Linked DNA regions of Mus musculus: region 2 is linked to region 1. A link is a loop called in an ENCODE intact Hi-C map of the cell type or tissue named here. Cell type or tissue: left cerebral cortex. All regions are shown on one strand. Each heading gives the region's core, and the rest is flanking DNA. Links, peaks and the distances in the headings are about the cores only. Region 1 overlaps Fbxw7 (F-box and WD-40 domain protein 7). Region 2 overlaps Tmem154 (transmembrane protein 154).

Region 1 (2,817 bases), core at 287-2,786:
CTACCAAGTGCAGTAAGAATGAATGCATGAGTTTGGGGTGTGCACAATTACAAATTACCAAAACTCATTAGTCCTGATACAAGTTCTAAGGAAGAGAGTTGTGTCTTAGTTAGGGTTTTACTGCTGCGAACAGACACCATGACCAAGGCAAGACTTATAAAGAACAGTATTTAATTGGGCTGGCTTACAGGTCCAGAGGTTTAGTCCATCATCATCAAGGTGGGAACATGACAGGCATGGTGCAGGCAGAGCTAAGAGTTCTACATCTTTATCTGAAGGCTGCTAGTGCAAGACTGACTTTGAAAGATCTGCATGCCTTTCTTCTAAACACTGGGATTAAAGGTGTGGTCCACCAAGCCTGGATTTAAGTTTTTCTTTACCTAGAACTTGCTCTGTTCTAGGCTGGCCTTCAACTCATATCTATTTGTCTCTGCCTCCTGGGATTAAAGGCTTGTACTACCACACCTGGACCTAAATTTAGATGGGTGGAATCTTGCCCCAAGGTCACTTCTCCCTTAATTCAAATTAATCTCCTTGAGCACAGGATTCAGCTCCATTTCACTTCCTGGTGTCCCTTTAGTACTCAAACTTTATATTTTGTATTTTTCCTTTCTCAGCTTGCTACATTTGTTCAAATGTTCTTCATCAGACTTAACCAGAGAACAAAGTCTGTTGGGCTTTGTTGGGACTTCCTTTGTCAATGCAATTATTATAAATCTCTTTAGTCTTAGTCTTAGGCAGTCTTTTCAGACAATGGCCACGTTCACCAAAACAACACAAAACAGTCTCTCACCACATATTAAAGTTCTTCTCCACTGAAACCTCTTGGGCTAGCATGCCTAAACAGTTCAAATGACCCTCAGCACCAGTCTTCCATATTTTACTAGGTTGGCTCATTAAGCCCCACTTAAAGCATTCCTTGGCTTCCCAAACCCAAAGTCTCAAATCCACATTCTTCCAAACAAAAGCATCGTCAAGCCTATCACAGCAGTGCCCCAATCCCTGGTACCAACTTCTGTCTTAGGGTTTTACTGCTGTAAACAGACACCATGGCCAAGGCACCTCTCAGAAGGACAACATTTAACTGGGGCTCACTTACAGGTTCAGAGTTTCAGTCCATTATCAAGGCAGGAACATGGCAGCATCCAGGCTGGTGTGGTGCAGGAGAAGCTGAGAGTTCTACATATTCATCTGAAGGCTGCTAGCAGAATACTGACTTCCAGGCAGCTAGGAGTAGGGACTTAAAGCCCACACCCACAGTGACACACCTACTGCAACCAGGTCACACCTATTCCAACAAGGCTACACCTCCAAACAGTGCCACTCCCTGGGCCAAGCATATATAAACCATCACAAGTTGTCACTGTCTTAATCTTAGGAGGGAGCTTTTCCACAAAAGGAGTAGTCACAGATGGTACTATTTGCTGTTGTAAGTTATGTCTTGTTTGTGGTGGAAGACAGATTTATACGAGTGACTTAGAAATAACCTGCACCAGCTAAGCCTCTGGACCAGCAGCCCTAAGAACTTGTTTCCTGTTCCACTGCCTGGGAATACTTATCTCAGAGTCTAGATTAGGTGAATGTGCCCCCTAGTGTTAGAGTGGGCACTCTGACTGCTTGCTGGTTAAATGGAAGCATCTTTACCCATTTACCAACTGGAACATAAAACTGGCTTTGTACCTGCTAATATTTTCTGTATTCTTAGTATCTTGGTTGGTAGATTAAGGAAATGGATCTATAGTATTTTCTGTTCCATAACTCCTTAATTGCTAGTGTAGGTAATGGATAGTATTTTCTGTCTTTTCTTTTTCTTAGTTTGAATTAGTGCTTGGATTTTTGCCTAGACAAAAGGAGTAACTTGGAATGAAGAAAATGGACTCAAACTTAAAGAGCTGCACACTAATCAATCCTTCGAACGCACATGGAAACCAGAGACCACCCCTACTGTCCTCTTAGTTACACAAGTGGCTGAGGTTAGTGATAAAATCCTCTGCAGCCTCCACTGAATTCAAGCTGTGACCAACACAGCATTGTCTGTATGGAAACTGGTGCCTCCAAGTTGGAGAGTGCTTACAAGTGCTGCCTTGTTAGGTTGGTGCAGAAGTATTGTTCTGTAACCTGAACACTCTGAAAATTTCTTGTGTGAAAAATACAGATTATTACAAACAGGATCTATTTTAATGATTCATTAAGACACTGTTATTTTATCTCTACACAAATGGAACTCTTTGTAAGAGAATCACAGTATTTCTTACCATTTCTTACCTCATAAAACCAGTCAGTACAACTGACCCTGTGTCAACTTGACACATACATCCATCACTAGTAAGCTATAATCTTTCCTTTCTTAATCATCTCCAGATCTATAACTTTAAACTCCCTCATTTTTTACAAATTCAAACACATTAAAATTCCCGTCCCTTTAAAATAGCCAGTTTCTTAAAATCCAAAGTCTTTTAAGACAAAGTCTGAATTGTGGATTCAAAGTCTTAACTGTAGACTCCAGTAAAATACTTTTTTACTTCAAGAGGAAAAAAAAAATCAGGGCACAGTCACAGTCAAATCAAAATCAAACTCCAACTGTCCAGTGTCTAGGATCTACTCATAATCTTCTGGACACCTTCATAGGGCTTGGGTCACTTCTTCAGTTTTGCCCTTTGCAGTACACACAGCTTGTCTTCTAGGCTCTGGTTGGCTCCATTCCACTGCTGCTGTTCTTGGTAGTCATCCCATGGTACTGGCATCTCCAAAACTCAAGCCTCAACTTCTGTGAAGGCCCCTTCAGTTCTGGGCCTTCAACTGCCACTGAGGCGGCAC
Region 2 (2,817 bases), core at 93-2,592, 200 kb before region 1:
ATGTGTTATAGTTGTGGTGTATACATGTATTGTGAGTGTGTGTGTTTGTGGTATATGCATGTATTGTGTGTGTATGCTTCTGTGCAGAGAAAAACATCTGGTGCCACTCTCTAACACACTCTTTGAGAAGTCCTCACTGAGCCTGGACAGCAAGATGTCTCTGACTCTGTACTCCCCTGTTTGTGTGCACACACGTGCATGCACGCACACGCGCGCGCACACACACTGAGGGGACTTATGTGCATGCACAGCTACATCGAGGCTTTTACAAGGGTGCTGGGGATTTGAACTCAAGTCCTTGATGCTTGTGTATTAAGGAACCCTCTTGACCACTGGATGATCTCTCCAATCGTTTGTATTTTTTAGGACAGACTTACTTATTTATGTGCATGTTCACAGTCTGTGCAACTACTAGCATTCACGTACATTCATGGTGTCTAGAAGAGGGTGTTAAATTGTCAGTGAGCAACCCTGCCTCAAAAATTAGGGTGTAGAGCTAATGAGCACATGAGCATACTTGGGTGTGCATATGGCTACCCAGGCGTAACACACAGACACAGAAACACAGACACACACAGACACACAGACACACAGACACACACACACATGATGTAGTAGAGGAGAAAGAAGAGGAGGTCCCTCCCCACCTTCCTGACGCTTCTGCTGTGGAGCTGTCGTGCAGGCACTGTAGGACCTGAGGTACACCATTTCAGTCCTGCGTCTCACTTCCAAGATGCATATTCTGGTTTGCAGAACACTGTGAGCGTCCAGAGGACGGACTGAGCAAGCAGTGATGGATTGTGTGCCCTTTCAATAGGGGCACGGAACACTGCAGCCCTGTATCTGCGTGATCCGTGCTCTTACCGTTTCAGGAGCCTCGGTGTCATTAATCTTTGAACCTCTAGAACTCCCCAGTGGGGCCATTTCTTCACAGGTAGCCGCACAGAGGCGCAGTCTATTCCCAACTCTGTCAGTTTTGTGGGTAGAAAAAGCAATTCTGGTGACTAACGGTGAATTTCCTTTGCTTCTGTCTTAGCCGACTATGAGTGTTTACCTACTTTGAAGGAAGAAAAGGAACCAAACCCCAGCCCAAGGTACTTGTGATGTCTCTCAGGGATGGGGAAGGGTGGAAGAGGGTCCCGTCTACAGCACAGCACAGCATTTTCTTTGACCTCTTTGTGCCTGGCAATTTAATATGTCAGTTTACAGGGAGGAATGTGCAGTCAGGAATCGTGTTTTGGAAAACACAAAGCATCCTAGTAGCTCTTGAGGTTTCAAAGAGACGCTGTTGAACTGACTTTTGTCTTAGTCCTAAGATTTGCTGATTATAGCAAATTGAATCGGGAAGCTATTTACCTTGGATAGATAGATGTTTGGTAAGGAAACAGAAGGAGGGAACAGCCCAGACAGATAGGTTTTCAATAATTGTGCCTAAGAGGAACATTTTATAAAGCAAGAAACAAACAAAGAACCCTAACCCTCTTGGTCTAGATTAGTATCAGAGAGAAATTAAATGAAAATTAATAACATATCCCAGTCTGCCACTAGGTGGCTCTGCCTGATAGAAAATTTTAGTGCCTTGGGACCAGTGTGATTTATTAGCACTTGACAGTATTATTTAAATGATGTGATCTTTGTGAGGAGAGAAATGAGTGAATTTGGGGGATTTCTGATTAAAGAACAGTTTGCTCGGTATGTGGAAAGAGCAGGAAGGAATTGGAGAATGACTATAGTTTGGGGGTCACCAAGTCACCTGTTGGGGTAACAAAGATGACTGGACAGCAGAGAAGTTGAGCTGTGACGGCAATGGGACTCTTGTGTTAGAGCGCACAGATCGAAGTTTGAGAGCACAACGGATACCCGTGAAAACACGTTACCTGTTCACCCATTGCAGATGCTTACAGATGCAGTCATATAGCACCATAGGCCCTGAGGCCACAGCCCTGCAAGTAAAGACTAGTGGTCAGGTTTTCCTTTGGGGTCTCTGTCTCTGCATTTATTCTAGAATCCTGACATATTAGCTAATAGTTCACCACACTGCATCTCTCTGTGTCACGGACTGACACGGTCCTACCCAGGGCAGCCTCAGCTCTGACCCTTAAGCCCACTCTTAGCAATTACGGCCATGTTACCTCTTGGGGGTTTGTATATGTTACAGTTCATTATGAATTTGAAAAATATTCTATCTTACTTAAATGAGATTCCAGATAATAACAAGAAGGCAAAAGAAAGAAAAAGAATGCCCTGGTTATAGGACAAAGGACATTATGGAGAAATCTTTTCCACATATCTTAACCTTTCCCTCCTAATGAGACAGTGCATAGGTCAATACAGGTCATCTGCAAACTGTGTTTACATTATGACTTGTATGTCAGTACTTTTATATCCTTGATTCCCACTCTGAAATTACTGCCATCCCTGTGGAAAACGACCCTGACGGGTTACAAAGATTAAAAGATTAAAAATCTTTTTTCTTAAATATAGAGAGGTTGGTTCTTGAACTAAGCCGCCTGTGAGACAAAAAGGCCATATCTGTTTGGAGCTCTATGTGAACTTGTCATTTTGCAAGTGAATATCCGAATTCCTCTGTGGGCCTGGAACCATCTGGCTTTGACGGGATGCCTGCCAGGGCTTCATCCCGCTCTCTGGAAGCTGTGCTGGAGTCCTGGGCCACCCAGTCTCAGCTCTTGACCCATCTCTCTAGTGACTTCCACAGACGTATGGTAGCGAAAGTAGAATGAATTCACAGGGAACGCTCCTGTGTTCTTTACCTCTCACATACACAGCCCATCATCAGGGCCTCCCCATGAGTGGGAC

What was found. Peaks named below come from ENCODE experiments on the same cell type or tissue, not always from the same donor. Only the 100,000 strongest peaks of a DNase experiment are listed, where the experiment ranks them.
Region 2: it touches region 1 in a loop (4-fold over the local background); 10 of 42 quality-filtered maps call a loop at or near these places.

Annotation. Positions count from the first base shown.
Region 1 is chr3:84,888,280-84,891,096 of GRCm38, forward strand. The region is part of intron 3 of Fbxw7 (F-box and WD-40 domain protein 7); the gene reads left to right. Among named protein-coding and RNA genes, the nearest start is that of Gm40080, 11 kb to the left of the region's middle. In left cerebral cortex, for the core only: a CTCF peak has its summit at 1,598 (motif pointing left); a DNase peak (open chromatin) is centred at 1,577.
Region 2 is chr3:84,691,459-84,694,275 of GRCm38, forward strand. Tmem154 (transmembrane protein 154) reads left to right here. Exons shown (of 7, transcript NM_177260.2): 6 at 1,037-1,094. Among named protein-coding and RNA genes, the nearest start is that of Tmem154, 27 kb to the left of the region's middle. In left cerebral cortex, for the core only: a CTCF peak has its summit at 1,542 (motif pointing right); a DNase peak (open chromatin) is centred at 1,544.